2 separate regions of the Homo sapiens genome follow, and region 1 is linked to region 2. A link is an interaction called in ENCODE POLR2A ChIA-PET data of the cell type or tissue named here. Cell type or tissue: CD4-positive, alpha-beta T cell. All regions are shown on one strand.

The links. Peaks named below come from ENCODE experiments on the same cell type or tissue, not always from the same donor. Only the 100,000 strongest peaks of a DNase experiment are listed, where the experiment ranks them.
Region 1: POLR2A ChIA-PET joins it to region 2 with 7 read pairs; 2 of 35 experiments call an interaction of 5 or more read pairs at or near these places.

What each region holds. Positions count from the first base shown.
Region 1 is chr13:99,062,100-99,067,099 of GRCh38, forward strand. It overlaps a transcript of DOCK9 not described here. Among named protein-coding and RNA genes, the nearest start is that of DOCK9-DT, 22 kb to the right of the region's middle. RefSeq lists an enhancer at 4,664-5,000. In CD4-positive, alpha-beta T cell, no CTCF peak of the experiment used is centred here; no DNase peak of the experiment used is centred here; H3K4me3 peaks cover 457 bases.
Region 2 is chr13:99,235,894-99,240,893 of GRCh38, forward strand. It overlaps UBAC2 (UBA domain containing 2), which reads left to right. Exons shown (of 9, transcript NM_001144072.2): 2 at 2,534-2,661. Among named protein-coding and RNA genes, the nearest start is that of GPR18, 20 kb to the right of the region's middle. In CD4-positive, alpha-beta T cell, no CTCF peak of the experiment used is centred here; a DNase peak (open chromatin) is centred at 2,618; H3K4me3 peaks cover 1,119 bases; H3K27ac peaks cover 2,029 bases.

The DNA of each region.
Region 1 (5,000 bases), 170 kb before region 2:
GAGCCCAAGTGGTCCTCCCACCTTGGTCTCTGAAAATGCTGGAATTGCAGGCATGAGCCACCATGCCCATCCCTAGTTCATTGTAAAATGTACCAAAGAAAGGTCCCCTAAGAGCATCTGACAAGCCAACTTCTTATAAATCTAACTCAGTAGGAATTGTGCCATCTTTAAGTGATTTTAAACTTAAAAATAAATAAAACTTGTATAAAGTTTACATTTACTTTTACAGTTCATTGCCCCCTCCCAAGCAAACTTCGAATGACCTCATGGGAAACCAACCAACCAAAAAACCCACCAATCTATTTCGTTTTTCTAATTTGTCATGTGTTATAGATCTCTGGTCTGACAAGTTTTTAAATCACAAAACATACACTTATGACCTCCTTGATAAGCACCATAAATAAGAGGAAAACCATTTGGATGTGGCCTGCAAAGTAACCAATTTCCTTCTCATCTCCTGGCTTTTCTTAAAGACACGGAAAGAATGAGGGGCACTTGTCTGCATTCGCTCCCGCAAGCCTTCTACAACAGGATATCGCCATCCGCTGCCTGCTTTTCTGCTTTTTGTTCACTGCTCGTAACAGGAAAACTTGCTTTCCTGCTTTCTCAATACCAAATGGGTTACTCCTGCGAGGGAAAACATCCCTTCAGAATCCACCCCAGGGCTCCACAGAAGGCAAGAGAAACAAAAGCTGCACCATTCTCTCCCCAAATATTCCATTGGCAGGCAGCCCAGGACCGCGCCAGTTCAGTGGTTTAATATCCTGTCTCTTTGGCAGAAAAGGGAGAAAGAATTATGGAGCTGCCAGCCCAGGGTCCCCGAATCTACTCTCTACTACTCTGCGGGTGTTACCATTTGCTGGGCATCCATCATGACACCATCTTTTGAAGAAAGACAAACCAGCCACTGTCAGATAAGGGACCGAATTAGGAAAAGACCCATGTGAAGGTTCACGACTCAGAATACAAGAGGTCCAGGAAAGCCAGCAACAGAAAGAATCACTCTCTATGTCAGAATATTAGAGAAGGATTTAAGAAACAAAAGAAAAGAACCAACAGGAAGGCTTGTGCAGTAAGTCTAGACAGAGGCAAGGTAGAAAAGAACAGGGACAAACGAACGATGAAAAGCAAGCCTGGGTCATACTGAAAGATGTCGTGCTCTATTCATGGCTAGTGAGCCAAAATGACACTGCTGGTGACAGCCCTACGGCCCTACCCAGACTGTGGGGAACCCTTCCCAGCCTAGAAGGCCTCACCGAGCAGAGAATACACACATTCCTACCAAATGCTGGGGCTAGGCCTCACCTGGGTGTGGGTACCCAGGTGTCCAAACACCTTCCTCCACCCTGCGACTCCCACAAGTCACCGGACACCATGTCATCAGGGCTCCCTTTGCCTCGGGTGAGCATCCATATGCCTCCCAACCTGACACCCCTTGGTTTCTGGGGCCCAAACCAACCACTTCAACTGGAACATCCTCCAACTACCATCTTCACATACCTACAACAGGACCTCTCAAACCATGTGTGGTGAGGGTCCTCTTTCTCCTCCAAGCCACTGGGGACCAATACTTTTATAAAATACAAATAATCTTGACAATTACTAATAAATGAAATAAAAAACAAACCCATACAAAATATAAGCCCCAAATTTTTGCTAGATTCAACAGATTTAAAGTTACCCTGTCGATTTGTTAAAAGTTTCTAAACACGAATTCTCAACTTTTTTTTTTTTCCATTCATCTTCAAGCACAACTCATCTTGTCACAGGTCAGTTATAAACAGTTGACACACCAACCTGTCCGCAGGTTTCACGCTGAGGAGCACTCCCTCCCTTCCAACATGAAATGGAGGCTCAACACTTTCATAGCCTCACCTCCTACTATGCTTCTCTATTCTGAAGCCTTCTACTAAGACCTGTAGATCTTCTTCCATTTGAGGTAAACTCTCCTTTATCCTCCACCTTTTTCTCTCATCTTCTCTCTTCACCAGCTAGCTTTCTCCTGACCCTCACAGATGTCCTGGTCAAAGATGTAAATCAAGACTTAGGAATGAGTCACTGGAACAGAGGCAGTAGCTCAACTCTCTGAAAGTGAAAGGAGAACAGCAAGTCCCCATTTTCTATGGGATGGCCACAATAGGAAGCTGAAAGAGAAAATAATGAAACAGAGAGAAGGGTGCAAAGAAAGACTTATCATTATAACTGTTGTCACTATATTGATAAATAACAGGTGGCGGTGACAGTATTTGGATATCAAAGGAAGGTGGAGTTTCAAAGAGAAGAGAGAGATCTATGGTCACATGAAGCAAAGAAATCTAAGAGGAGGAAAACTGAGAACAGTTTTCCATCTATAATTTATCAATCCATGCAGTGACTGAGCTTTTATTTGGAAATATGAAAGAAGTTCACATCTAAAAATGAACCGGGGCCCCCATTGCACATTTATTTTCTCTCACCTGGAAAAAGTAAACGTGCAAAAAGGCATAACAAAATAAATTACCTAACTTTATATCCCCTCTCTAAATAACTATTTATGAGCTTACTATTTTTAAAGGCTTCTTTCATTTTTCCCTTCAAAGGGAAGCATGGAAAGGACATTCCTGAAAACTGATATGAAGTCAAAATGTCAGCTTTGAAGACAGTGGTGGAGAAGACAGCTGGTCGGGGGCCTCATGATTAAGCACACTGATTATGACTGAGTATTTTAAAGAGGACAAGATAAATGGTTTTTAAAGCTGTCTGTTCTACCCTAAACACTCTCTAAAAAATGAAGGCCCCCTAATAGCTCACTGCTAATCCATTCCTCTGCTGGTGGTTTATAAGGGGAGATGAGATTCTCATCTGTCTGCAATGGTTTATCTGAAATTATCTGAAAGCGAAGGACCAGATAAATTCTACACTCTTCTCAAGGCCTGTGTAACGGGCTGGATGTTCTCAGGTTTCTGCATCACCACACTCCCAGCACAGTCACGCACGGCTGAAACCTAAGGCTATAGTTAATGCCTCTTGCTTCTTGACCTCACCTGGCCAGGGAGCTCCAAGCTCACTGTGTGGAGAGAGGAAGGAGGATTATTAATCAAAATTCATTGAATAAATAAATGTCCTAATCTAATCAGGTTCAAATACACATCAGCTTAGTCCCAAAATACTTCTTACACATAACTTACACATTACTTTCTGCCCTCATTACCTGCTGCCTAAATTATGGCAAAAGTCTCCTGAGTAACACCTCAACCCCCAGCTTTCTAATCCCACCCAATCCCCAGCAACTAAGCTCTGACAACACAGTCACTGTATTCCCACAGCAAAGTTCTAATCTTGAGGCCTTCCAGCTCGAAAACCCACAACAAAGCATCAAGTCAACACTCCACAGCCTGGCCTTGTCTGCCTTCCTCACTCCCTGGGTGACCAGAATCTGTGTACCTCTAACCCTCCATACATGACACCAGACGCAACTACTCACTGTTTCCCAAGTACACGCCATGATTTCCTTCCTCAAGGCCTGTGCTCCTACGGGTCCCTCTATCTAGAATAATTTGTATCTCTCACATTTCCTTCATTACCCTTTTTCTGATTCCCTCCACTGGAGGTAATCTCTCTCCTGAGACCTCTTTAACGCTTTACTTATAACTCTCCAATGATACAATCTTCTATTAGGTATACATGAAGCTCATTTTGCAATCTTCTCTCTCCTATTAGTCAGTCGGCAAGATGGGACAGGATCTGTCTCACTCATCCTGATTCCTCAAAGCACCTAGCACAGTGCTTGGCACTCAACAAATGTGTTTGGACTCAACAAATGTGTTCACTTAATTGATGCATGTACGAAATTTAAAATTTATCAGTTCAGATATATGTGGGAAACAGTTTTCAAGCATCTATAAAATACATGTGCATGCTTATTTGTTTGCCAATCAAATAAATACTTGCTCATTTCTTTACCCAGGAGATTAACATGACCCACACACGTCCTGAATGGCATAAGTAAAAAAGATAAAACTAAACAAAGATCAAGGCTAACACAAGTGTACACATCTTTATCTAAGAACCAACTTTAGTACTTTAGCATGTTTCTTGGCACTCAAAAAGTGGTGTTTTTCTAGAAACAATGATCATTAGCCCCACTGCAAATCAGCAGAATGTCACCTTGTTTCCAAAAGCCCCCAAGCTAAGTATTCAGCATCTTTTACAATCACTAAAACCCAAGGAATGGTGCCATGCAAATTTGTGTTCTATGGAGCTTAAAAAAAGACTGAATTTTCTTTTCATGCCCAGTACACACAATCATTTCAGATTATTTTTAATCTAGAACTCCACAAAAACTGGTTTCATTTTCAATTCTAAGGAAAACTGGTTTCATTTTCAATTCTATATCAACTATGATAGACAAAGAACTATAATAGCATACTATGTTACTTAATATAAATTTAATATGTTAATATACTATATTATTTAACAAGCTTAACATGGCTTCTGGAGTTAATTAAGGACATCGTCAAGATCCAACTCCTTGCATATTTTGGGGATCTTTGCACCTATGGAGCGTATTCTAAATTCCAAGAGAAATAAATCTCTTAAATGCCCTGTTTTCCCTAGTTAGCTTAAAAGGAAATTACCTGCATATAGCTACAAAATGCTAATTTTAGGAGTCCTTAGGTTGTCAATAGCTACATTACCATAAAACTAAAAAGCCTCCCATCCCATCTCTCTAGCCTGTTCCTTGGAGTCCTGACCCACAATTCTCACTGCATGTATCTCATTCATGGTAATTTCTTCTGCCACTACCCAGAATCTTTACAAGAGAAATATCCTATCACTACTCCCATGAATAACAGCCATATTAAACATCCGGTTTCTGAATCTTGCAAAAGGAGTGTAATAGATAAGTAGGTCCCAGTATGTTTCTACTACCCAGAAGGCTGACTTCAGTCTTGACACCTTCCTACAAACTCCATCTGCACCGGTCACAACCTTCCTTCTTCCTTCCAGGAGCAAAATAG
Region 2 (5,000 bases):
GGAGTTCAAGGCTGCAGTGAGCTGTGATCATGCTGCTGGACTCCAGCTTGGGCAATAGAGTGAGACCCTGTCTCAAAAAAAAAATTGTGCTGGTAAAACGGGTTAACCATATGCACAAAAATGAAAGACCCATATTTCTTACTATACATAAAAATCAAATCGAAATGGATTAAAGACTTAAGTCTAAGACCTGAAACTATGAAACTACTAGCAGAAAATGTTGGAGAAATGCTCCAGGACGTTGGTCTGGGCAAAGACTTTTTGTGTAAGATCTCAAAAGCACAGACAGCCAAAGGAAAAATAGACAAGTGGGATTAAATCAAACTAAAAAGCTCCAGTTGCACAGCAAAAGAAACAGTCAACAAAGAGATAACCCACAGAATGGGAGAAAATACTTGCAATACTTGCAGATTAATCCATCTGACAAGGGATTAGTAACCAGAATTTGTAAGGAGCTCAAACAACTCAATAGCAAAAACCCAAATAGTCCATTTTAAAAGTGGGCAAAAGATCTGAATAGACATTCTCAAAAGAAGACATACAAATGGCCAACAGGCATATGAAAATGTGCTCAACATTATTGATCATCAGAGAAATGCAAATCAAAACCACAATGAGATACTTCACCCGAGTTAGAATGGCTTTTATCAAAAAGACAGGAATAACAGAGGCTGGCTGCTGGGCACGGTGGCTCATGCCTGTAATCCTAGTACTTTGGGAGGCCGAGGTGGGTATCACCTGAGGTCAGGAGTTCAAGACCAGCCTGGCCAACTTGGTGAAACCCCGTCTCTACTAAAAATACAGAAATTAGCTGGGCATGGTGGTGGGTGCCTGTAATCCCAGGTACTTGGTAGGCTGAGGCAGGAGAATCACTTGAATCCGGGGGGCAGAGGTTGCAGTGAGCCGAGATGGCACCACTTCACTCCAGCCTGGGCGAAAGAGCAAAACTCTGTCTCAAAAACGGCAACAACTACCAAACAAAACAGAGGCTGGCCAGGATGTGGAGAAAGGAGAACCCTGGTACACTGTTGGTGGGAATGTAAATTAGTACAGTCACGATGGAAAACAGTATGGAGGTTCTTAAAAAAAAAAAATAAAACTACCATATGATCCACTACTGGATATATATTCAAAAGAAAGGAAATCAGTATTTCAAGGACATATCTGCACTTCCATGCTTATTGCAGCACTATTCACAATAGCCAAAATGTGGAATCAACTGAAGTGTCCATCAATGCAGATGTGAGCCATCAGGCCCGGCCTTCTTTGTTGTATACTTCCATCTTTATTGACTAGTTCCCTCTTTTGAGTTTCCAATGAATGGGAAAAAAATGGATGATAGATAAAGAAAATTTTATGCGTATATATATATATATATACACACACACACACACACACACACACAGTGGAATATTATTCAGCTATAAAAAGAATGAAATCCTGTCATTTGCAGCCACATGGATGGAACTAGAAGACATGTAAGTGAAATAAGAACAAAAAGACAAAGATTGCATGTTCTCACACGTGGAAGCTAAAATAGTGGATCTCATGAAGACAGAGAGTAGGTTGGTGGTTATCAGAGGCTGGGAAGGGTAGGAGGGAGAGGGGGATAAAAAGAGGTTGATTAATGGGTACAAATATACACTTAGAAGAAATAAGACGGTGTTCAGTAGGTCAGGAGCGTGTCTGTAGTTGACACTAATCTATCGTACGTTTCAAAATAGCTAGAAGAGAATAATTCAGCCTAAAGAAAAGAGAGATATTTAAGATAATTACCCGGGCTGGGTGCCGTGGCCCATGCCTGTAATCCCAGCACTTTGGGAGGCCAAGGCAGAAGGATCGCTTGAGCCCAGGAGTTTGAGACCAGTCTGGCCAACATGGTGAAACATGGTCTCTACTAAGAATACAAAAATTAGCCAGGCATGGTGGCACGTGCCTGTAATCCCAGCTACTCAGGAGGCTGAGGCAGGAGAATCGCTTGAACCTGGGAGGTGGAGGTTGCAGTGAGCCGAGATTGCGCCACTGCACTCCAGTTTGGGCGACAAAGTGAGACTCTCTCTGGATATGATTATATGAATGTATCAGATTATCATATGTACTCCCAAAATGTGTTCCCTAATATGTATCAATTAAAAAATGAAATTAAAAATGTATTTTTATATATGTATGAGTTTTGTGCATGCTCAGGAGCTAACTGGCTGATTTGATAGAAACACACTTCTCTATTTCTTTACACTTGGGTAGCCATTTTCTGAAAGGTGTTCTATGGAAGTTCTGGCTGTAAACTTGGTCTCATTTAAGAGCCAACTGGCAATGAAGCCCTGCTAGGGCATTCTGCTTGTTTCCAGTGTCTTTTGATCACTTACATCCCCAGGTCGATGTTTTGAAAGTGGATATTAGAACCAAATTTCAGAGTTTCTGGACTTTGTCTTCATTCTGATTTAAAAGAAGTGAATTCTCTTGCTTTTCACGCATGTGGTTTTTTAAATCTTAGGAACAATCATTCTGAAAGTGCTTTCCTTTTTCCCTCCAGACAAGGCGCCTCTGTCGAAGAGCCTTCTGCTGGTCCCCAGTGCCCTCTCCCTCCTGCTCGCCCTCCTCCTGCCTCACTGCCAGAAGCTCTTTGTGTATGACCTTCACGCAGTCAAGAACGACTTCCAGGTAAGCTCTGCCTCATTGGCCCCTGAGAGGAGAGCGGACAGTTTTTTTTTTTTCTTTCTAGATTTGCTTTTTCTTCCTGCTGTTAGTCCCTCAAAGCCCCCAATTTGTAAGAAATATTTATTATTAATATTTCATTAAGTAACTTTTCTAGTTATTGATTTTTCAGCAAAACAGATAATAATGAAGCAATGGCAGTATTTCCTTTTATTAGGCACATTTGTTTTCAGTTTCACTTTTTACTCAGAGAAGTGTAATTTATAACTTCAAGGGAATTAAAAACAATGTTTAATCTTTTTTTAATGCCCAGTAGGCATACTTAGCTTTGCCAAAACCTTGTCTCAATTTGAATATTTGATTAGAGGAGCTAGGCTCTGTCAGCTGTATCAGATTATGAATTTTTGATAACTTTTACAGTGGTGGTTAAACGAAGTAAGAAATTTCTCTTGAGTTTCTGCTGTGGGAAAGAGCAGAAGTGCTTTTCAAGGTTTCTGGACTGATCTTGTTGAAAATGCTAGTACTGGGTTCTTGTCTATGAATTGGAGTGTTCATGCAAATTCTGGTATATGACTGCTACCCTTTCTTTGCTAAGCACTTGGTTAGCCCATTTTAAGCATAATAATCCATTTCTTGAACACTGACACCTTTTCTTCATAGTGATATAATTAATACCATTGCTCAGATTGGCTTCACCAACTTACTGTGCAGGTCTTTTAGTTATTTATCCGTATTACTGATTTGTCAGAAGATAGTGTAGCTTCTGTATTATTTCAGTTGCTATAATGCAGTCCTTCTCAACCCCGGACACACATTAGAATCACCTGAAAAAACTTCAAAGATCTGTCTCCATATCTATACTTACGTGAAGGTATAATTTATACCTAGATTTATATAAACACAGTATCTCGCCCCAGAACAACTGAGTCACAGAGTCTGGTGGTGGCGCCTGGGCATTGCTGTACATTTAAAAACAACCCCTAGGGGATTCTAGTGTATGGCTGGCTTTGAGGACCACTAATGTAAGGGCCCCCGGGCCTTGGGTTGATACCTTCCTAATTTCTGGAGTTAATTTGGTTCGTTTGGCTAAGCCCACTCTGTGGGCATCTGTGCTTTAAAGGTGGTGACCTGCTTGGATGGAAGAAGACCACTCTTCTGTCCAGGAATGGGAATAGCCACATCCAGATTAACACTTAAAACACCTAAGAGGCTCTCAGTGTGTATTCATGAGAGATATGGGAGTTGCAGTTCTGCCTTGGGAAATCTAAACACACGCATACACATAAGAACGTGATCTGTAGGTCACAGGTGTACATGACATCCTTGGGGGGTGATCAAGGAAATAGGGACCAGTATTGGGGGCCTACCTCTGGAGAGTCTTAGGGGTGTGAGCCTTCAGTTTGGTCCAAAAAGAAGGGATGACTGTTAATTAGCAATGAAGAGAGGGAAGGGCATTTTACTTCAGGAAGTAACATGAATTTCAGACCCTTAGGAGTGTGGTACAGGAAGCGTGCTTTGAGGCAAACCCAGGCTTAGATTGGAGAAGTCCAGGAGGGCTCAGTTGATGAAGGGCTTTATTTTGTAAGTTCTGAACCTCCAGATTTTGGCAGTGAATGCAGAGGTACAGTCAGTTTTCTTTAGGTTGAGTTGCAGAAGCAGTGCTTTGCTGAGTGCAAGCCGGTAGCCAGTTACCAGTCTTTAGGGGACATTCACCTGTATAATAATATGCAGTGGTTTATTCTTATACCAGCTCTCATAGTTTTGTGTCCTTGAGTATGATTGCAACACATAAATTATTTAAAACTGTAGCTAGCAGCTTTATTTTCATTAACTGAAAAAATGGGGTTCTAGAAATGCAGTTTGTTATATCTTAGTAATTACAAACTCTCCATTTCCTTAATCCTCAGATTTTCTTAGTGGCTCTCAGAGCTTATCCCTGAGTAGAGTATTTTCATTGTAATATTAAATGTGGGGATAGAGGACTTGGAGCTGCCTCTTATGGTTTTTGAATCTGGTGTTCTGAGGAGATGACAGTCATCATCATCGGACATTGGTAAAGTCCTTGGCAGTTTCCTATGTGCTCTCGTGTACTGCCTCATTGATCATATTGATGGAGGTATATGCTGCCTAAAGTTTCAGTGTGACTCCGGTACTGTTTCTCCTTGAGCCCAGCTATGGCCTCAACACAGCCTTAGAGGCAGCCATCCCAGTTCAGCTGGGCTGGCAGGTGAGGTGAACTCTGGTGGCCAGTACAGTCATGACAAAGACTCTGCCTGGTGTCTTGCTTGGAGTAGAGACATATGTGACAGGTTTTGACAGTTGATATGCTCAGACTTCTCATTTGT